Linked DNA regions of Homo sapiens: region 2 is linked to region 1. A link is a loop called in an ENCODE intact Hi-C map of the cell type or tissue named here. Cell type or tissue: psoas muscle. All regions are shown on one strand. Each heading gives the region's core, and the rest is flanking DNA. Links, peaks and the distances in the headings are about the cores only.

What was found. A loop is a pair of places that touch in the nucleus more often than their neighbours do. Peaks named below come from ENCODE experiments on the same cell type or tissue, not always from the same donor. Only the 100,000 strongest peaks of a DNase experiment are listed, where the experiment ranks them.
Region 2: it touches region 1 in a loop (2.0-fold over the local background); 7 of 110 quality-filtered maps call a loop at or near these places.

The regions. Positions count from the first base shown.
Region 1 is chr21:36,830,022-36,841,961 of GRCh38, forward strand. The region is part of intron 6 of HLCS (holocarboxylase synthetase); the gene reads right to left. Among named protein-coding and RNA genes, the nearest start is that of HLCS-AS1, 130 kb to the right of the region's middle. In psoas muscle, for the core only: no CTCF peak of the experiment used is centred there; a DNase peak (open chromatin) is centred at 5,620; H3K4me3 peaks cover 426 bases; H3K27ac peaks cover 1,674 bases.
Region 2 is chr21:36,768,564-36,780,503 of GRCh38, forward strand. All of the region lies in intron 6 of HLCS (holocarboxylase synthetase), which reads right to left. LOC105369305 (a long non-coding RNA gene) reads left to right here and starts at 9,324. Exons shown (of 2, transcript XR_937700.3): 1 at 9,324-11,940. In psoas muscle, for the core only: no CTCF peak of the experiment used is centred there; a DNase peak (open chromatin) is centred at 4,778; H3K27ac peaks cover 718 bases.

The DNA of each region.
Region 1 (11,940 bases), core at 1,833-9,832:
ATTAAGTTAACATGAGGTAATTCAGGTGGGTCCTAATCCAGTATGACTCGTGTCCTTGTAAGAAGAGGACATTTGAACACAGACACACACACAGGAGAGGTGACAGGAACACACAGGGAGACGACAGCCTCTACAAGCCAGAGAGAGGGGCCCGGAACAGAGCCTCTCTCACGGCCTCAGAAGGAGCCAGCCCTGCTGACACCTTATCCTGGACTTCTGGCCTTCAGAGCTGGGAGAAATGAATGTCTGTTGTTGAAGCTACCCCAGGCTGTGGTACTTTGTCCCAGCAGCCCTCGCAAGATAACACACAGAGTAACATCAGCCTTTTCCCATCCAGTCCTGTGGTAACGGGAGCATTAAAAAGCTCTGCGAGGAATGCGTGCTTTGTTCTTAGACTCAGAGATCCCGTGTTTCTTGTCAGAATATATCTTTCTCTGTATCTGTAGCTACAGACTTAGCAGCAGGGAGCTCTGTGTAGCACATAGGGCTTGTCAATAGACAGGTTTCACTTTAGTAAAAGTGGAGACAGGGGCCAGGTGCGGTGGTTCATGCCTGTAATCCCAGCATTTTGGGAGACTGAGGTGGGCTGATCGCTTGAGCCTAGGGGTTCGAGACCAGCCTGGGCAACATGATGAAACCCGAAACCTTGTCTCTAAAAAAAGTTTAAAAAATTAGCAGGGCATGGTGGCACACATCTGTAGTCTCAACAACTCTGGACAAGCCCCTGGAAGTTGAGGCTGCAGTGAGCCATGATGATGCCACTGTACTCCAGCCTGGGCAACAGAGTGAGACCCTCTCTCAAAAAAAAAAAAAAAAAAAAAAAAGGGTAGACACAGGTGATCCCTACATCCAGGATGAGGAGGCTTTTACTCTGAGGTATCTACCCTAGTTATCCCCAGAAAGCCATTCCATTTCTTTAAAGGGAGGAATCACCCTAAGGCAGCTTCATCATTGTCATCCTCCACCTGCTTTTCATCTCCCCAAATTCGGTTTAAATCTTATCTGCTGATAACCACCTTTATTTCCTTTGATGTTGTAGATGTTTAACTATTAGTTTTGTATAATCTTTTCGGAGGGTTTTAAGAAGGGGAGAAGATAAACTCAACACGTGATCCCATGGCCTTATTCAAGTAGAAGCTCCAATCTATTTTTTTTAACATTGTTTCCTGATATTAAATCAAATAAGAGATGTAGGGTTCTCCTGATTACAATTAACTCTCTCATATGGCTAAATAAGGACATGACAAGTTATGCAAAACGTTTCTTTAAAGCTCTCTTGAAAGTGTTCAAGGAAGTGGGAAGACATAGAAATCTTTGAGGGTAGCCAAAGGGAAGGAAATAAATTACATGTCTCAGAATATAGAAATAAAGTTACTGGGCCGGCATGGTGGCTCACACCTGTAATCTCAGCACTTTGGGAGGGCGAGGTGGGCAGATCACTACAGGTCAGGAGTTCGAGACCAGCCTGGCCAACATGGTGAAACCCTGTCTCTACTAAAAATACAAAAAACATTAGCCAGGTGTGGTGGCATGCACCTGTAGTCCCAGCTACTCAGGAGGCTGAGGTAGGAGAATCACTTGAACCTGGGAGGTGGAGGTTGCAGTGAGCCAAGATCATGCCACTGCACTTCAGCCTGGGCAACAGAGCAAGACTCCAACTCTAAAACAATAAATCAATCAAAATAAAGTTATTGTATCACAGCAGCTATGTCATCTGGAAACAAAATATTCTATTTAGGTATGGAGTGGTTTAGGGTTAGGTCTCCTTTATGAGTAGAAGGGAATATATTTAAAATTTTTTTTAAATACAATTTCCTATATTTCAGTTTCAGAACTGGTTCTAAATCACTGGCTCTGAGCAATTTCGCTAGAAATGCTCCCTAATGACCTGCCCTGAGCTAATAGCATCGAGATCATTGATTAGACACAAGACAAGGAGCCCAGGACACAGGGCACAGCTAAGCTTTCACAGCTCAGATTTTCAGCCTTTCCATCACCACGGTGGAAGGGGAAAAAAAATCCTTTCAGTTCCCTGAAGGATGTGTTCTTGCACATAAATTGGCATTTAGGTTCAATTAGATACTGAAGGCCTGGTCCTTTAAGGCCAGCCGGGTGGGTTGCGGCTAGATATGCCTCGGCGCCTCTCCTCTGTCCTATTACTGGGCAAGTGTCCTCTGGCTGTATGTGCTCCAAGTTATAACCTAACGAAAGGGCAAAAAGGTAGAAGAGATGGCTGATGAGGAGGAAGAGGATGGAAAGAAAAGGAAGACAAAGATTTCCCTGACTATGCACATAGCCAGAATCTCAGCAGGTGAAATTACACAGCACAGAGAATCTCGATGAAGATTCTAATATAGATCACACAACTCTGAAGCTTTTCTCTTTAACATGAGACTCAGTTAAGGGTTGGAAGGGAGCTGGTGAGCAATGAAACAGTAAAGTACAAGAGGGCTCCAGCTTCCCGACCTCACTCACAGTCTAGGCTAGATTAGCACATGCCAGACACAGTTCTGTTCACTTTACAGCCATTGCTCATTTAATACTCACAACAATGACACTCACAGTATCTTCACTTTACAGATAGGGAAAATAAGGCATAGAAAGGTTAAGTGACTTGCCCAAAGTCACACAGCTAGTCCAAGGCAAAGCCTCAGCTCTGACATGGGAGGCCATTCCCTAACTCTTTGTTCACTGTTTTCTTTAAAACATGATCTTGGAATTACTTTCTCTCATTTAGCAATATCATGCTAATTCAAGAGTCAGTAAAATGTGTCCTTGAAGGTAGGTACAAAAAAGGATGTTCCCTCCAAAGGCAGCCCTCATCACAGCCTGAACCTTCAAAGGGTTGTAAGGAGCCTCAGATGCACAGCTGCCTTCTCTAGCACCACACTTTTGGTTCCACTGCTTAGACAACTAAGGAGAATGAAGAGCTTGTTCCTTATTTTCCAGCTTCTAGAAGGGCAAAGGAAGGGAATACCATGAGACAGAGGCCACACAGCACCCAAAAATAGAAGACCATTTTTTTTTTTTAGGCAAGGTCACCCAGGCTGGTGTACAGTGGCACAATCAGTCCATAGCAGCCTTGACTTCCCAGGCTCAAGTGATCCTCCCAGCTCAGCTTCCCAACCTGCTGGGACTACAGGCACATGCCACCATGCCTAGCTAAATTTTTTTTTTTTTAATTTTAGTAGAGATGAGGTCTCACTTTGTTGCCCAGGCTGGTTCTTGAACTCCTGGGCTCAAGTGATCCTCCTACCTAGGCCTCCCAAAGTGCTAGGATTGGCCGGGTGCAATGGCTCACACCTGTAATCTCAGCACTTTGGGAGGCCAAGGTGGGTGGATCACTTGAGGTCAGGAGTTCAAGACCAGCCTGGCCAACATGGTGAAGCCCTGCCACTAATAAAAATACAAAAATAAGCCAGATGTAGTGGCATGCACCTGTAATCCCAGCTACTCGGGAAGCTGAAGCAGGAGAATTGCTTGAACCTGGGAGGTGGAGGTTGCAGTGAGCCAAGATCATGCCACTGCACTCCAGCCTGAGGGAGAGAGTTGGAGACTGTCTAAAAAAAAATTATATATATATATATATATATTTGATTTGGACACTGACTCTGTATGGAGATTTTAATATTCAGTAAAGGCAGAATAAGTTGTGGAAATACCTCAAATAAACAGAAGAGGATAAGGCATCAGTCAAACCAGGGAGGGATAAATCAGATAAAATGAAGAAGTTCAAACATAAGCAAGTGGTAAAGGAGCCAAAGATTCCCAACTAAAATGACTACTGGAACAACTGCAGCTTGAAAATATTTCCTGCGATCAAAATTTGCTCACGAGCTATGGACGTGAGTTTTGGGAAGAGATGATTCTCCTTTACACAACTGCCCGGATTGAAGAGGATTTGCTAGAATTTAGTACAGTGGACCTGTGAATGACACAGGTTGGAACTGCATGGGTCCACTTATACGTGGATTCTTTTCCAACCAAACGCAGACTGAAAATATAGTATTGGTGGGACGCAAAACCTGTAATGTACAGAGGGCTGACTTTTCCTAGGCGAGGGTTCCACAGGGCTCACTGCCAGACTTGAGTACGCACGGACTTTGGCGTACGCCGGGGTCCTGGAACCAATCCCTCACAGATACTGAAGGATAGCTGTATTTATCCCCTGACACACTGCAGCTCTTCATGAATACTGGGAGTCACTATACTCACCTAAGTTCTACACACTGAGGTAATGAGGTTCCAGATTCCAAATGTGGAAGTGAACTTCCTTCTTTTCTCCTTGTGAGTGTGTGGGAGTCTGTGGGAGTGTGCATGAGGGGAGAAAAGGGAATGTCACTGAGCACCAGCATGAGCATGTCCAAGTGTGACCAAGATGGGCCAAGCATTGAAAGTAGCCAGGTGGGCGAGTGGCCAAGCGCCAGAGAGGCCAATCCCAAGAGTGACTGAGCCCAGGGGTGGCCGAGCCTGACACTGTCTGGCTGCTTTCAGTGGTCCCACAGATTGAGGCTGTGTATGAAGAGACTCTTCCAGCAAACACTTTTTTTTTTGAGACGGAGTCTCACTCTGTCGCCAGGCTGGAGTGCAGTGGCACGATCTTGGCTCACTGCAACCTCTGCCTCCTGGGTTCAAGCGAGTCTCCTGCCTCAGCCTCCTGTGTAGCTGGGACTACAGGCACATGCCAGCATGCCCAGCTAATTTTTGTATTTTTAGTAGAGATGGGGTTTCACCATGTTGGCCAGGATGGTCTCAATCTCTTGACCTCGTGATCCGCCTGCCTCGGCCTCCCATAGTGCTGGGATTACAGGCATGAGCCACCACACCTGGCCCCAGCAGACACTTCTAAGGCATCCTATTCTGAGGTCAAAAATACATTTTTAGGCTGAAAGATGAGAATAACTTCTTTGGAGAAAGCAATGAGCAGCAGGAAGTGTGGGGGGTCAGGAGTTAGGCTAAGCACTCTGACACCTGTTAGAAGCCTTCTCGAGAACAGAAGATTCTCGAGATTCCCAGGTGAGGGTCTTCAGCCTCATCTCACCCATTCCCCAATGTCCTGGCCGGACAAAAGCCACAGGCTGGGGGAAGAGCCATTTCTAGCAGAGCAGGCAACTGCTTCTAAGATTTAAAGTAAATGGGGGATTCCAAGACGTCTGATTCAGATGATCAGTAAAGTCACTGATGGTTTAGTCTTTCCTAAATACAGTCATAAAGATTTTAATTTCACATTATGTCAAGAGTTTTATGGAGCCAAGGATCTTTTCAGTACGAATATGCCTATACAAACCCCACAGAAATCAGGCGGCAAAAGCAATAATCATAACTATCACCTTTTGGGTCAAAAACTTGATTAAAGCCAAATGACAACTAAAATGTATTTTATTAGCAGTAAGATGAAATCCAGAGCATATGTCAAAGCTGGACTATGAAGTCATAATTTCTCTAGATCACAGTTGGAAGCAGTAATTTTATCACTCTGTCCCTCCCTAGCCTGTAAATCCAAATATAGTTCAGACAGCAGCTCTGGGCTGCAGGGTAGTATCCTACTCACTGTGAGACTCTGGGGAGGAGCTCCACTCTCACTGGCCCAGGCAGGCCACACCCAGCCTCCCTGCTCTCCCGAGTTTATGGCCCTGGGCACCTCTCCCAATCCAGGGCAGAATCAGCTGTCACAGGAGTAAGATGCTGCCACACACCCTGGATCAGCTGTCCCCAGTAGGCATGCCATGGAGTAGTCTAATTAGCCTCTGTGAAGATGTCATGTTTTGTGAGCAATGAGGAGGACCTAGACAATTTTAGACATGAGAACATTCCTTCGGGCATGTCAGAGGTGATGCTCTTTCCATGGGCCCTTTTGTGTGTTCTTAATACCCACAAAGACCTGATTCCCATTTTTAAAATCAAACCAGGAGTCCCCTGGCTTAGAGTGGCCTTCTACACCCCACCACCACCCTGCCCACAACTAACACATCACCTTACCCAAGAATGTCATGCAAATCTGCTCATGGTCTCTCCCCACTCCTATCCCCAGTGCCACGTCCGAACCTTCATTCTTATTACGGTTTGCTTGTATTCGTAGCAGAGTCCCACAAAAGTCCCCCGAGAAAATCTCCTAGTCACTGTGACAAAACTATTCTGGAACACGGCCCCACTTACACAGCTCCATACTGGTAAGGGCCGATGTCCTTCCACAGTCACCTCTCCCACTGCAAGACAGGAGCAAGAGCTACACTTACCCTGGGGCTGCAACAGGATGATTATTTGCTTACCAGGACAGTGAAAATCCTGAGGGAATTTTTTTTTATTATACTTTAAGTTTTAGGGTACATGTGCACAATGTGCAGGTTAGTTACATATGTATACATGTGACATGCTGGTGCGCTGCACCCACTAACTCGTCATCTAGCATTAGGTATATCTCCCAATGCTATCCCTCCCCCCTCCCCCCACCCCACAACAGTCCCCAGAGTATGATGTTTCCCTTCCTGTGTCCATGTGTTCTCATTGTTCAATTCCCTGCACAGCAAAAGAAACTACCATCAGAGTGAACAGGCAACCCACAAAATGGGAGAAAATTTTCGCAACCTACTCATCTGACAAAGGGCTAATATCCAGAATCTACAATGAACTCAAACAAATTTACAAGAAAAAAACAAACAACCCCATCAAAAAGTGGGCAAAGGACATGAACAGACACTTCTCAAAAGAAGACATTTATGCAGCCAAAAAACACATGAAAAAATGCTCACCATCACTGCTCATCAGGGAATTTTTTTTAAGGCGGTAAGTGTCAAGGCATGATCTAAGCTTCTTTCTCATGTAGTCAGAACTGGACCAAAATTGCCTGTTGAATGTCAATAAACATATAAAAACTGCACGGCGGCTGGGCACGGTGGTTCACGCCTGTAATCCAGCACTTTGGGAGACTGAGGCAGGTGGATCACCTGAGGTCATGAGTTCAAGACCAGCCTGGCCAACATGGTGAAACCCCATGTCTACAAAAATACAAAAATTAGCCAGGCGTGGTGGCATGTGCCTGTAATCCCAGCTACTCTGGAGGCTGAGGCAGAAGAATCGCTTGAACCTGGGAGGCGGAGGTTGCAGTGAGCCAAGATTGTGCCACTGCACTCCAGCCTGGGCAACAGAGCAAGAGTCCGTCTCAAAAAACAAAACAAACAAATAAAAAACTGCATGGCATTTGACATTCTTGGTATTGGGACCTGACCTGCTTATTGTTCAGAAAGCTATTTATAAAAGTTTTGTGAAAACCTGAAGCATTATACAAACTATATGCTATACTGTAAAGTTTTAATAAGTGGGGATCCTTTTAAATAGAAACTTCTGCTAATAGGCAACTCGAAATCCCCAACTACACATCATCTTTCTACTTTAGACATTTAAAAATACAGCACACAAAAAACTTCATCTTGGCCATGTCCACGTCAAGTAGGAAAAAGTCCAAACAGAATGAAAGTGTCTGAATTATAAATCCTTGTGAAAATACTATTAATCAAGAGGGAATTAATGTTAACTTATCTAGTGGGTACTATTATCTATAACTCTTTAATATCAAACTCACAAAATTAGCAGCAGGAATATAATTATACTTAAAAAAATTATTTTCTTAGTAAGGTTGGCCCATAGAAGAATAAGGATTAGTAAGATGCACAGTGGTCAAACATGAAGAAATGAGTGAATTTTAGGGAAATTTGCAAGTCGGCTGCAATCATGAACATTGTATCAAGCCAAGTAATGAAAGCCACTCCTGCCTGGGTGGGCTCGGTCCAGCCCAGCCCCTGTTGATACTCTGATGCATTCTGCAGCTAACCAAGTTCTTACAGCGGAGAGGGGAAGAAATGGCAACAAAATACACATTGAAAACAAAATAAATATGTTTCCTGAAGCCAATATCTGAATAATCCTTAGGTAATGACCATTTATACACTTGATAAGTTTCCCAAGTTTTTCTTTCCTCTTTCTTAAGTAAAAGGGAAATCCAGGCCAATTTTTAAGCCGGATAATATTTAGAAACTATTTTTTTTAGGTCATTTCATCCCATTTTTGGTTGACTAGTGTAACCAAGGCAGCAACTGGATTTCAAAGCAGCAGAGGAAGACATTCTGAGCTCACCTGGAGCCCAACGCTGGGACGCAGCCTCCACCCTCCCAGGAAACTAGACACTTACATTCCCTTGCCCTCTTGCCCTTCTGCCCTTCCTGCCACCAGGTAGCTGGTCACAATGGGAGTTTTCTTTCTTTCTGCAGTGGGGTGAATGATCACACACACACACACACACACACACACACACCCCCACAACCAACTCCTAGTACCCACATTCTGTAAATGTTTACTTACTTGGAAAAAGGGTCTTTGCAGATAGAATAGAATTAAATTACAATCTTAGCCAGGTGCAGTGGTTCATGCCTGTAATCTCAGCACTTTGGGAGGCCGAGGCGGGCAGATCACAAGGTCAGGAGATCGAGACCATCCTGGCCAACACGGTGAAACTCTGTCTCTACTAAAAATACAAAAATTAGCCGGGAGAGGTGATGGGTGCCTGCAGTCGCAGCTACTCGGGAGGCTGAGGCAGGAGAATGACGTGAACCCGGGAGGCAGAGCTTGCAGTGAGCCAAGATCACGCCACTGCACTCCAGCCTGGGCGACAGAGCGAGACTCCGTCTCAAAAGAAAAAAAAAAAAAAAGAGAGAGACAGAAAAGGAGAAGACACACACACACACAGAGGAGTTCACATGAAGACGGGGGTAGAGATTGCAGTGAAATAGCCACAAGCCAAGGAATGCCTAAAGCCACAAGAAGCTGGAAGGGGCAAGGAACGGGGCCTCCCCTGGAGCCTCCAGAGGGAGTGTGGCCCTGCTGACACCTTGATTTCAGACTTGTGGCCTCCAGAACCGACAGAGAATTATTTTCAGCTGTTTTAAGCTGCCAGTTTGCAGGAATTTGTTACAGCAGCACCAAGAAACGTACATTCCAGATACACAGATATATTACTCTAATTTTTGGAGCAGCAAAGGAGCATCACTTAAACAGTTAACAGGGACCAACCTCCCGTCTTTAGAGCAATCTAAGCATTTGTTCTCTACAATTAGATTAAATGGGATTAAACACAGGCACTGCTTCACATATGAAATTGCTGTGCAAATACACACGGCTGAAAAATACGAGAGGTCAATGGACAGCATTAGCATGTCCACTTCATGAAAAAATGACACACTTCTCCGTGTTGGTTTAGTGGATACTGGATCCAGTCCAACGTGAATGGCTCACTTTCAGAAATGAATCTGAAACTGCTGACCATCTTCTTTGGAGTCACATGCTAGGAGGTAGCCTGGGAAGAGGCCTGACTCTGAAATGTCTCACACACACTGTAACCACTCACTATTTTTGCAAGAACTTGCTTTTCTTTCTAGATATAAACATAAGTACGCTTTGCTCACTGATGGAGTGTAATTCTTGAAAGAAGGGAGACGGGAGAGGTGGTAGCCCAGGGAAGAAAGGACTGAGGGAGAGCAGATAGCAGCAGATGACCTGAGAGGGGACCAGATATATGCCAGAAGGAAGAACTTCAAAGCCAACACACAAAATACAGGCAAAAGAAATTAACAGGCACATCACAGAAGACATCCCAACAGTCAAAAAGTTCTTAAGAAGATGGTCCAGCTCACTGGCAATATCCTACACACATGTTTCTGAAAATTCCAAAATGTCTTCAGACAGAAGAACCTTCAAACCCAAATATGGATCCCTAAGATCATTTTCCAACCCAACTACATTAACACAAGTAAAACTCCAGAGAGCCACATGATGCTGCCTGTGAACTTAAATGACAAATTCTAACGTTAACATTTATTTCGCTGGAGGCCAAGATGACGTAATAACAAAAGTGTTATGTAGCTTATAAATGGCCTACTTGTAATTTGTTAGCACAATTTTGGAAGTGCTTTCCAAGGAGCAAGAAAAACTTCAAAACATAAACAAACTAATCTTCACTATGGCTCCATCACTCATAATAAAGGTTAAGGATGTACCTTAAATAGCTCACAAACAGGAAAAGCATGTGTGGATTTCTTTGAGAAGCTTGTAACATCTTGTAACTTTACTTATCCTAGTAGAAGCTTTATTGCTAATTTTTACATAATCATAGAACTACATGAAATAGCCATATTGCCTAACATTTATACTTGGCTTTAAAAAAATTACTATTCCTAAATACAAAAATAACCTATCATTAGAAAAGGTAGGTGAATATTTAAAAAAATTTTTTTAAAATAATAATTCAGTCTACCTTTAGTGTTGAAGTACTGCCTTCATAACTATTGATGGGGACTCCAAAAATATCCTCTATGGAAAAATATTCAGGTATCTAAAAAAGGATTCATCTGAAGAAATTTTATAGTAATGGTTTCCTTTGAAATATTTTTGGACCTCTTATAGTGAAATCATGAGCCACAAAAATAATAAATGTCTCCCATATTTTAAAACTAAGTAGTGACATATCGTCATTATAAAGATTATAAAGTAATCTTCCTATATGATGAGACTAAATTACAATTTTGCTTTTATTTTATTTCAATTAATTAATTTTTTTGAGATGGAGTTTTTTGCTCTTGTTGCCCAGGCTGGAGTGCAATGGCGTGATCTTGGCTCACTTCAACCTCCGCCTCCCAGGTTCAAGAGATTCTGCCGCCTCAGCCTCCCGAATAGCTGGGATTACAGGCGCCCACCACCACGCCTGGCTAATTTTTATATTTTTAGTAGAGATGGGGTTTCACCATGTTGGCCAGGCTGGTCTTGAACTCTTGACCTCAGGTGATCTGCCTGCCTTGGCCTCCCAAAGTGCTGGGATTACAGGTGTGAGCCACAGCACCAGGCCACAATATTGCTTTTAGATTAAATTTGTAATCTTCAGTGGAAGAAAAATCCATGAGGATTTTTGTTTTTTCAAAGAGGGGTGGGACAACAATATAAAGATGAAACTGTTTGGGGTGGGTATTTTATAGTATATAAATTATACCTCAATTAAAAAATTAAAATGACCTTAAATTTTAAAACGACAGGGACTTAGGCGTGAAAAAACCTTTTGGAAGCATTTAGTTCTTTTCCATCTTACAGCCATAAATTAAAGGTATTTCTTAATTTGCTAAAAATATTTCAACCGAATTGGCTTATATTTAAGTTTTAATGGGTCAAATATGTTAACCAAGGATATTCTTTTGGCTTTTCGGGGAATTTGTCTGTCTTCAAACAAAACAAACAAAACTAAACCACTGTCCGAATAGTAGAGACAATTTACAATGTGTGTCAAGATCCAGAGTTCATGAAATGCGATAATAAATAGCCCAAACCACGAGTACATTATTTATTATTACTGCTCTAAGAGTAAAATGCTATGGTCATGTGAGGTCTGTGTAAAGGATAGGACGATGGCCTCTGCCACGTGATCTAGAAGCCACATAACGCAACTTTTGTGGAAAGCAAGAGGATTCAATCTGTGTGTGAAGATGGCAAGGGCTAGGGCTGCACAACGTGGTGGCTAAGAGCACGGGAGTCAAAATCCTAGGCTGGGAAACAGTATCATCTTGGGCAAAACACTATCATCTTCAGGCAGGCTTCTCATCTGTAAAATGGGGATAATGCAACGTACGATTCTTGTGAACTAATCTTGTGAAAGCAGTAGGCAAACGCCTGGCTTCACAGGCAACTAAGACGTGAGCTATGTTCCTCAACTGGCTGGGCTCTGTTCTGCAGCCACAGGGTAGGCCTGGCATCCCAGAAATGCTTGTCATTGATAACACGGGGACATCAAGTCAGAGAATTCGAATGTCACTCCTGAAAGTCTAATGACCCTCAGCTGTCATCCACAGCTCATTGGAAAACTGCTAGGTAGGACCCACTAAGGCTGACATATGCATACCTCACAAC
Region 2 (11,940 bases), core at 822-8,821, 62 kb before region 1:
CCCTTCACGTGTTAAAAAGACCTCAGGACACACAGGGCAGGGGCTCAGCTGCTGAGATAGCTGTCTTCCCACACGGCTGCTGGAACAGGCACAGGACGCTTTCGGCGAGCAGGCTGGCCTCGCCGCCCATGTGCCAGGCCCACTCCATCTCACATGAAATACAGCTCAGAAGTATTTCTCTTGGACGCCATGAATAACTCATTGAGATCGAGTGTGCTGTATGCCACTGGGTCCAAGAAGAAAGCGTCCTTTTCTTGTGTTGGACCAGCAGAAAATCTAAGAAGGAGTCTTTGTCTGTGCAGGGAGTTAACATTGTCTTTCAGGCACCTCTGTTTTCTAGAGGGTCCAGCAACCCTCCACCTGGCTTCCTAAGGCCCAGGGCTCTCGAGGTGATGGGGCAGGGGCCGAGGGGATGATTTAGCGTGTTGTGAGCAGATCGCAAAAGCAATCTAGGATGTTCTGTAAATAAACATGTAGACGGTAGACAGTCATGGGCTATAGCCAGGGACAGTGATGGGAGGGGCAGGAAAAAGGTTGGTTCAGAAACCAAACACAGACTTCTAGAACAAAGAGAAATGATTAAGGGAACATATGCACTAAACTGCTAGAGGTTTGGCAGCAGTTAACAGGGCATATTAATGAGAAGAGGGAGTCTGTGCTGAAGGCCAAGAGGAAATTCTGCAAGGAGGGAGACAACCGGGGAAGGAGCTAATGCTCAGTTTGAGACAACTGGAGGCCGCCAGATTTATTTGTGCTATCTGAGATAACTCTGGGGCCAAACCGCATGGCTCACAGTCAACAAAGCAGCATTTATAAACCTTGTCAATTCTGCATTTCTGAAAATGAAGCTGCTTGAGTTTGCTTTAGCAGAAAGGAGAAACCATAAATGCATTTCCATCCTTAGCGGATGATGTCCTTACAAAAAGAAAAAGGAAAAACAAAAAGGAGGGGGGTTCCATAATGATTACCTCCCTGCTTCTGTATATTTTCCTTCCTTGCTGGCAAAGGTTGTGGAATAAAAGCTTTCTGTGAGTGGCAGCCGAGTGCATTCACTGTGGAACCAAAGCGGCACTCAGGAAAAGCGCTCTGTTTTGTACTCTTGTGTTGAGTCTGAAACATTTGGAGCCTCCTAAGGGTCACTCTGCAAATGAGACAGCCTCCTGACCACTTTGGTTACTAAGGACAGCCCAGTAGCCACGGAGGCTCTGCCAATGGAACTGTCCTGATTGTCACATGGTCCTTTAAGATTAAGCTTTAATGATTGGGAATAACCTAAGACAGGCCAGCATGAATTAATGAAAAATCCGAATGAACAAAAACGTAAATTCAGACCAAGTCCATCCACTTCGGGGATCTGAACCTAAGAAAATAGTCCACATTCACAACAGTGTTATAAAGGTAAAAATATGGAAACAACCTCACTGTTAATAAACAAATGGTTAAATAAATTCTGATAAATTAAGTCAATGGAATAATTTGTAATCAAATCATTATAGTTCTGAAGACTATATAGCAACGTGGAAGAAAGGCTTGCATTGGTATGTCAAATTAAAAAGCAGCATACAAAACTATAGATGCTTTTTTTTTTTTTTTTTTTTTTGAGATGCAGTCTCACTCTGTCGCCCAGGCTAGAGTGCAGTGGCATGAATCTCGGGTCACTGCAACCTCCATCTCCAAGGTTTAAGCAATTCTCCTGCCTCAGCCTCCCGAATAGCTGGGATTACAGGTGTGCACCACCATGCCCAACAAATTTTTGTATTTTTAGTAGAGACGAGGTTTCATCATGTTGGCCAGGCTGGTCTTGAACTCCTGGCCTCAAGCGATCCTCCTGCTTCAGCCTCCCAAAGTGCTGGGATTACAGGTGTAAGCCACCACGCCTGGCCAAAAACTACATATACTTTTATTCCAAGTATGTAAAATTCAAAAAGGGCAGGAAGGAGATTAGACAAAATGTTAATGATGGCTATATTAAGATTTTTTTTCTTTTATTTTAAAACTTTAATATGATGGGTAACCTTTCTTTTTTTTTTTCGTTTGAGATGGGGTCTTATTCTGTCATCTCAGCTAGAGTGCAGTGACTCACTATAGCCTGGACCTCCAGGGCTCAAGGGATCCTCCCACCTCAACTTCCTGAATAGCTGGGACCACTATGGGTTCATACCACCACACCTGGCTAATTTTTGTATTTTTTGGTAGAGACAGGGTTTGGTAGAGCCCAGGCTGGGTAACCTTTTGATTTAAAATTTATTTTGAATTTTTTTTGGAAAAAAGCATATTTTTACATTTAGATATAATATTGTAATTGACTATTCATAAATACAGAACTTCTAAGTATAAGACCAAAAGGTCCGTTTTAAAAAGAAATAAGACAATTGGCCGGGCGTGGTGGTTCCCGCCTGTAATCCCAGCACTTTGCGAGGCCGAGGCAGGCGGATCACGAGGTCAGGAGATCAAGACCATCCTGGCTAACACGGTGAAACCCCGTCTCTACTAAAAATACAAAAAAATTAGCTGGGCATGGTGGCGGGTGCCTGTAATCCCAGCTACTCGGGAGGCTGAGGCAGGAGAATGGCGTGAACCCGGGAGGCAGAGATTGCAGTGAGCCAAGGTTGCACCACTGCACTCCAGCCTGGGCGACAGAGCGAGACTCCGTCTCAAATAAATAAATAAATAAATAAATAAATATAAAATAAAATAAAAAGAAACAAGACAATCAACAATAGTTATTTGCAGTACCCATTTCATTATAACTAGTGAGCAGCTTATCTGATACTAACAAGTGAGCAGAAATTCTTGAAACCAGTCTGTTCAGACCCAGTGATAGCCTTAAACATGGTTTACTTCCTGACCCGGGGACTGTATTTCTACAGAATTGAAGCCTGAGGAGGACTCAGACAGGGACACAAAATAATTCAGGGGCTCAACTGTTCACCACAGCATTACTGATGCAGTGTGAAAAATCAGAAATAATCCAAACAGCCCACTGTTGAAGAATTAAAAAACCCACAGCAGTCCCACATGAAAGCCCATCATGTGGTCATCAGTAATGTGGGCAGATGACCACCGGACACTTTTAGGTGATTTAATCAGGATGCAAAATCCTACAGACAGCGTGAGTCCAATCATGTTTTGAAGTATGCTTTTAAAAATTATGGCCGGGCGCGGTGGCTCACGCCTATAATCCCAGCACTTTGGGAGGCCGAGACGGGCAGATCACTTGAGGTCAGGAGTTCGGGACCAGCTGGCCAACATGGTGAAACCCCATCTCTATTAAAAATACAAAAAATTAGCCGGGTGTGGTGGCGGGTGCCTGTAATCCCAGCTATGTGGGAGATTGAGGCAGGAGAATCACTTGAACCCAGGGGGCGGAGGCTGCAGTCAGCTGAGATCACACCACTGCACTCCAGCCTAGGCAACATAGAGACTCCAACTCAAAAAAAAAAAACAAAAATTATTAGGAAATATACCAAAATAATAGCTGCAGTTACCTTGGGGAGTGAACATATTTGAAAAATATAGAAAAATATTAAGTAGAACATAAGTCATCTAGGTAAGTCCCACTTCTCATTAAAAGTGTATATTCTTTTAGAATTTCTCTCTTTTTAGAAAACACAGATATATTTTACAAAGTATTTTTCTGATAATTAAAAATTTTTTATTTTGGAGCTCTTACAATGATGTAGATATATAATTATAGACATTATATTGTTAAAAAGTGAAAAAGAAGGTTAAAAACAGTATCGTAGAATGATTCTCTTTATATACGATATGTATTTATAGAAAAATACAGGGGCCAGGCTCAGTGGCTCATGCTTGTAATCCCAGCACTTTGGGAGGCTGAGGTGGGTGGATCACTTGAGCCCAGGAGTTCAAGAGCAGCTTAGGCCACATGGCAAAACCCCATGTCTATCAAAAAATACAAAAATTTAGCCAGGCATGGAGGTACATGCCTGTGGTTCCAGCTACTTGGGAGGCTGAGATGGGAGGATCACTTGAGGCAGGGAGTTCAAGGCTGCAGTGAGCAAAGATCATGCCACTGCACTCCAGCCTGGGCAACAGAGCAAGACACTGTCTCAAAAAAAAAAAAAAAAAAAAAGAAGGACACATATTAACAGTGGTTATCTCAAGAAGGTGGAAGAGGCCGGGCGTGTTGGTTCACGCCTGTAATCCCAACACTTTGGGAGGCCAAGGCGGGCAGATCACGAGGTCAAGAGATCGAGACCATCCTGGCCAACAGAGTGAAACCTGTCTCACTAAAAATACAGAAATTAGCTGGGCATGGTGGCGCGCACCTGTAGTCCCAGCTACTCGAGAGGCTGAGGCAGGAAAATGGCTTGAACCTGGGAGGCAGAGGTTGCAGTGAGCCAAGATTGTCCCACTGCACTCCAGCCAGGTGACAGAACAAGACTCCATCTCAAAAAAAAAAAAAAAAAGGTGGAAGTGTGGAAGTAGAATTATATGATGATTTAAATGTCTCCTTTATGTTGTTCTATATAATCTCTGGGTGGTAAGATTTCAAGTGATTTTTATTTCTCTCTTATACTTTACTGAATTTTCCAATATTTTTATAATTGTAGTGCATTCATTTTATAAATCCTATTAAAAAAAGATTTATTTAAGCCCAACCTATCAGTGGATTAAGCTTGCAGCTGCCAGTTCACTAGTTGGTGGAGCAATCTCCTTTCCAGCACAGATTGGCAAAGAAAGGGCGGCCAAGTGCAGGCAGCTTTCCCAGGCTGCCATACCTGTCCCGTGGCTCATTCCCTGCCGCACAGGCCAAGGCCACGGAGGGCTGGCAGTCTGCCACTGGGAGCAGCTGGCCTCTGGAAGCTGGGCTGTACCTCAGACTGGCCTCCCTTTCTAAAAGATGTTGTAAAGTCTTTCTCTGGAAAACACACCCCAAACCCTCCTAAGTCTGAGGCATCGTGCCCTGCAGCAGTCTGGCATGGGGTGGGTGTGAGGCGACCTCGAAGTCTCCCTCGGGCCTGGAGGGCTTCCTCAGCTCATGGTCCTGGCCTGACACCAGTCTGTGCTTCTCTTTGCTATCTTCTTTACCCCCCAGTTTTCTCAGCTCTGACCCTGTTCTTAGCTTACAGAGAGACACACACTCTCATGAGTGAAAAAGAAAGCCAATGGGAGGTGGCGAGGAAGAGGGAGAAGGGGGCCCCAGGCAGTCACACATTGAAGGTTCATAAGTTATTTTTCATTTTAAAAAAGCTGACTGGAAGATGAATTCCCACTGTTCATAACCCTGCTGCCCTCTGCTTAGTTCAAAGGAAGCAGTGCCGAACTTCATTTCAGAACTACTTTTAACACATATTACATTGTAAAAACCAACCATTACATCTGAGTAGCACTTTCTAAAAAGTTAAAACGCTAAAATATCAAGATATTTCATTTTTGTTAAAGTCACACTTTAACAATACGATTGATTTTTTTTAAGCTACTTTCTAGGCAGGAATGCACAAGATTGTTTTTTGAAAGGAAATGAACAGTGGTTTCTGCTAAAAAACGCCTCCACCGTAAAATGGAGTGAGGCCCATGAGACAGCTGTGCAACGCATGGGGACACAGTCAGGGGCAGAAGAGGCCCGACTTCTGACAGGTGACTTCTGAACTGGCGGCAGGGTCCACGGCACAAAGCTGAGGTGGCTGCCCCAGGACACTGCAGGGTCCTAGCCAGGGACCCTGGGGATATTATTCCTGGCAGCTACAGGAAGGTTCCCAAGGAACTTTAGAAACATCACAGCAGAGTGGAGACTCAGACAGGGAACGGGACAGATCTGGACTCGAATCCCAGTGTTGATATGAACATGGAGTAAGGGAATCCATCTCTCTCAGTCTCTCCAGTCACCTATAAAATGGAACATTTTGTGCAGTGTCAGTAAAAATGAAATATGATGGAATTTGCAAAGTGGTCCCTGTCATGTCGATCCTAGAACTTCTTGCTGCCAGAAGACAAGCAGCGCCTCCCCTTACCTCCTCCTCTTGGGGATAAGGAGGGAAGTCAGGGAGACAGAGGGAAGGAATGGAATGGTGGGGACAAATGTGTGTGTTTTACGACTCCTCAAAAATTCTATACGTGATGCCTCTCCTCTCTGTACCCATCCCTCATCACTTCTACCTACACACACTAAGGTGATCTCTATCTGGGCTAAAAACCTTGTAAGTGACACTAGCAATGGGGGATGCAGAATCTTCACTTCCAGTTCTAGGGTCTCTGAACCTACTCAGCAAAGCTACACATAGTTGGTTGAACTGGCTCTTCGGCTGACTTTGTTTAGGTGACTGCTTAGAAACACTGTTGGTCAGAGGTGTGCCCAGGCAGATAATAGAACAGTTTTATTGATATATTCTTCCATTCTATTCTGGATTTGACACTACGGCCTGCCCTTTCCTCAATGCACTCTGTTGGTATGCTTTAAATCATATCCCCTTTCCGCTCTTGGTGTAGAACAGGATGAATGTTTCAGTAGGAGGCAACACGGGAATCGGGACTGTTCAAAGAGCAGAGCCATCACAATCCTCCCACTGGAGCTCCCCAGAAGCAGAGAGATGCCTGTGGGTCAGGCCCTCTGTTAGAGACACCCGCTTCATTTCCGTAGCTCCTGGCATACCTGCCCTTCTTACGTTTTTGGCTAATCTTCCCCACGTCCAGCATAAGAGCGTCCACATTGCTGCTAAATAAATCATTTCATGGCTCCCAAGGAGCCCAGTGGATTCAGCTTTCAGAATGAGGCTCCTTTTTGGTAAGTCAAGCATTTACTAATGTTGGTCTGTATTATCCAATCAAAGTGAATACAAGCCACTGTTTCTTACCCTGACACTTCACCATAAATACTAGATGCCTGCGCATCCACTGCCTTCTATCTTAAACTGGTGCTATTACAGAATTTACAGATGAGCAAAGAAGCTTGCATAGAGAGAAATATTCATGGTGCCCACAGCCACCTCTGTGGCTGTACCTCAGCGGTAGCCCTGATGGCAGATCCCTGCCTCTGACGGCGAGCCTTCACTGCGCCACTGCACACCAGTACTCAGACTATCTGTCCCCACTCCTCCGCCAGGAGTCTCCGGATCCTCCACAAGATCTTCTCACCCCCCTTTTCAGGCTGTTCAGATCTCATAAATATGTCCATTTTTCTACAACTGGGTGTGGAGCGGCTCTTGGTGGAGAGTGTCCACAGCCTTGACCATAAGTCACCTGCCCCTAAAGAGGGTCTGCTACTGGGAAGTGCTGCCGCTATTTCAGAGGATGGACACCGACTCACGTGGACGACACAGCAAGCAGATGTCTGCGAACAGTGTTTCTGCAGGCACCAGGTAGATGTTTCAACTGGTCACCTGGAATTCACACCAATTTTTTGTGCTATGAGTGGCATTTTAGGTTCGTGATCTCATCCAAGCCTTCCAAAGCTGAGAAGAAGTCCTTCCTCACAGACAAGAGGACACAGTCTCAGAAAGGCAAAACCACTGCTATAAAGCCACATAGCAAGCAAACCAGAAATTCAAATCATGTTCTGGTTGGTTGTAAGGTCTATAATACTTTTTTCTTTTTAACCTTTTACTTCGAAATAATATCAGACTTAAAGAAAAGTTACAGGAAGAGTACAAAGCATTCCTACATGCCCTTCACACAGCACCCAGATTTCCTAAAGGTTCACTTTTTACCATATATGTTTTGTCCATCTGTCTATCCATCATTATTTTCTGAACCAGTTGAGAGTGAGCTGCAGCCCTAATGTCTCTGTATTCCTATATGCGTCTGTGTAGCTTCCTAAAACCCAGGGTTTATCTTACCTGATTATAGTACAATCACGGAAATCAACAGCCTTGTTACAACACTATTTTATGCTTTTTTTTTTCTTTTGAGATGGAGTTTCACTCTGTCACCCAGGTTAGAGTGCAGTGGCACAATCTAAGCTCACTGCAACCTCCGCCTCCCAGGTTTAAGCGATTCTCCTGCCTCAGCCTCCTGAGTAGCTGGGATTACAGGCGTGCACCACCATGCCCGGCTAATTTTTGTATTTTTAGTAGAGATGGGGTTTCACCACGTTGGTTGGGCTGGTCTCGAACTCCTGACCTTGTGATCCACCCATCTCAGCCCCCCAAAGTGCTGGGATTACAGGCGTGAGCCACCGCACCCGGCTGATATGGCACTATTATCTAATCCAGAGGTCAGCAGAATTCTCTATAAAAGGTCAGAGAGTAAATACTGTAGGCTCTGCAGCCGTATGGTTTCTGTGCTCAATTGCTCAAACCTGCCGTCCGAGGGCAAAGGCAGCCATGCCTGTGTCTCAACATTTACGGACATAAAAATTTGAATTTTACATAATGTTTGTGTATCACAATATATTCCTTTTAACTAATAGGCTTTTTTATTTTTTTTAGAGCAACTTTAGGTTTACAGAAAAATTGTGCAGAAAGAGTTCCCATATGTCCCCTTCCCCAACAGTTTCCTTATCATTCACATCTTGCTGTGGTGTGGTCATTTGTTACGATTTCTGAAGCAGTCTTGGTATAGGACTATTAACCACAGCTCACTGCTTCTGTTAGGGTTCGTGCTTTGTGCTGTACATTCTGTGGGTTTTGATAAATGCATCGCATCTTGTGGCCACCATGTCAGCATTACACAGAACAGTTTCCCTGCCCTAAAAATTCCCCTGTGCTTCACTTATTCATCCCTCATCCCTTCCCCTCCCCGAACCCTTTGGCAACCACCGGTATTTTTACTCTCTCTATAGTTTTGCCTTTCCCAAAGTGTCATATAAATTTTATTCTTTAAAATTTTTTCTGACCCTTTAAAATGTAAAAAAACATGCTTAGCTCTCATGCGGCACGAAAACTGGCAGCAGGCCAGACTCGGCCCAAGGGCCAAACTTTGCCAACCCCAGATCTCATCTATAGAGTGTATTCAAATTGTGTCCATTGTCCTAGTAATAATGCTCTTTTTTTCTGGTCTAAGATCAAATCCAGGATCATCTGATGCATTGAGCTGTCACGGCTTCTTCGTCTCCTTTAATCTGGTTCAGTTTCTTAGTCTTTTTGTTTTTCATGATCCAGACATTTTTGGAAGAGCAGGGGCAGTTATTTTGTCCTATGTCCCTCAATTTAGATAATCAGATACCCCCGTTATAAGACTCAGGGGTGCATTTCTAGCAGGAATACATGGAAGCGATATTGTGACCTCAGGGCCTGACATCGGGAGGCAGGCAGTGCTGTCTCCTGACATCAGGGATGTTAACTTTGACCCACAGGGTTATGTGGTTTGTGCTGGGTTTTCCCACTAAATTGCCTTTGTAATTAATAAGCACTTATGGGGAGATAAATCTATTTCTCATGAAATTTAATCTATTAGTTTTAGTATCCATGAATGATTCTTGCTTGAATCAATTATTATTTTTATTTATTTTTTATTTTTTTGGAGACACAGTCTCGCTCTGTCGCCCAGGCTGGAGTGCAGTGGCACGATCTCAGCTCACTGCAAGCTCCACCTCCCGGGTTCACACCATTCTCCTGCCTCAGCCTCCCAAGTAGCTGGGACTACAGGCGCCCGCCACCACGCCCGGCTAATTTTTTTGTATTTTTAGTAGAGATGGGGTTTCACCATGTTAGCCAGGATGGTCTTGATCTCCTGCCCTTGTGATCCGCCCACCTCTGCCTCCCAAAGTGCTGGGATTACAGGCGTGAGCCACTGTGCCTGGCTGCTTGAATCAATTATTATTATTATTTTTTGAGACAGAGTCTCACTCTATCACCCAGGCTGGAATGCAGTGGTGCAGCCTCCACTCACTGCAACCCCTGCCTCCTGGGTTCAGGCGATTCTCCTGCCACAGCCTCCCGAGTAGCTGGGATTACAGGTGTGCACCACCATACCCAGCTAATTTTTGTATTTTAGTACAGACAGGGTTTCTCCATGTTGACCAGGCTGGTCTCTAACTCCCGACCTCAGGCGATTCACCCGCCTCGGCCTCCCAAAGTGCTGAGATTACAGGTGTGAGCCACCGTGCCTGGCCTTGAATCAATTATTTACTTGATGGTTGCCAAACAGATTTTTCTGAACCATCATTTCTTCCATATTCACTTGTGAGGTTCTACTGTAAGGAGTAACTTTTTCTTCTCCCCTCCACTTATTATTTATCTTTTAATTTATTTATATCAGAGTAGACTTATAGATTCTTATTATTTCAGTAGATTGTATGCCTTCCTATCATTTTTTATTTTGATACTCAAATAGCCACATATCTGGCAAGTGAATGCTCCTTCAGTCTGGCTCCTGGGTCTTACTGGTGTGTCCCAGTCATCTTTCAGCATAAGAGGTCTCTACTTTCAGGCATAAGAGGTTCTAGGCTCATCTTGAACTTTCTCAGCCCCTGCCCTGGAATCAGCGATTTCTCCAAGGAGCTCTGGTTCCTTTTGGTGAAAAACGGTCTTTTAAAAAAACTGGGGCTAAGAAAGAGATAGAAAATGTGTGCATGTGTGTCTAGGGTGTATATATGCATTACAATTGTCCCTTGGTATTCATGGAGGATTTGTTCCAGACTGCCTCCCAAGTCCCACAGTGAGCTCTGTGGAACCTGAGTACACAAAAAATTGGCCTCCATATACATGGGTTTCACATCCCATGAATAATCTGCTTTGGTTGAAAAAATTCCATGTGTAGTAGACCCCTGCAGTTCATACCCCTGATGAATCAAAGGTCAACTGTATTTCCTTCCGTCCATCCATCCCTCCCTCCTTCCTTCCTTCCCTCCTTCCTTCTTTCTTTCTTCCTTCCTCTAGATTCTCATCTTCTTTCTCTATCTAATCTATCCATCTACCACCCATCCATCCATCCAGTTTGAAAACCATAAGTTCATCATAAACTCCAATCCAATCCAATACCACAAGGTTCATTCTAGCCCCTCCTTTTCTATATTCATAAATTCTTTCTCCAATAGTGGGAAATCTGGCTTGCATTATCTACACTATTTATTCATTTGCTCAATGCCATAATACACAGGGGGAAGTGGTCTCAGCAGTGCTGATCCATATTACTGCGAAATCACACTTACTAACTAGAGTTCAATATTTGTTTACAGTTTTTTTTGCCCTTAGCCTGAGGGTATAGATTCAAATATTGTATTGAACATTTCCTTGGATTTGTTCTTTTTTTTTTCCCCTTTACTTTAGTGTGGTTATTTTATTTGTCTGAAATCAGGTTAGGTTTAACTGTACTTCTATATTACATTTTACCCCCACACCCAAACCCCACCAATCCTTCTTTCTTTTTCATTGTTTAACCTGGTTCAGAGTCGGAACTGTACACAGACAAGTATACTCCGAGAAGTGTCACACTCCCCTACCCATTCCTTCTACCTAGGTCTCCCACTCCACCTCCTTTCTGTAAACCACAAATCAAAATCTCATTCATTTCTGGTTTATTCTTCCTGTGTTCCTTTTTGCACAAATGAATGGATACATGCATATTTTCTTATTTCCTTGTCTTCCTTACAGAAAGTTACCATTTTGTAGATGCTCTTTTGTCTCCCCCATCCACCTACCCCACACAATTAATATACCCGGGAACCACTAGGTTGCATACTCCTTATGAGAATCTAAGGCCTGATGATCTGAGGTGGAGCTGAGGCGGTGTTGCTAGTGCTGGGGAGCAGCTGCAAATAAGTTCATAGAGCTTTTCCTCATTTTTTCTTTTTTTCAGACGGAGTCTCACTCTGTTGCCCAGGCTGGAGTGCAGTGGCGCGATCCCAGGTTCACACCATTCTCCTGCCTCAGCCTCCCAAGTAGCTGGAACTACAGGTGCCCACCACCACGCCTGGCTTTTTTTTTGTATTTTTAGTAGAGATGGGGTTTCACCATGTTAGCCAGGATGGTCTCGATCTCCTGACCTCGTGATCCGCCTGCCTCAGCCTCCCAAAGTGCTGGGATTACAGGCATAAGC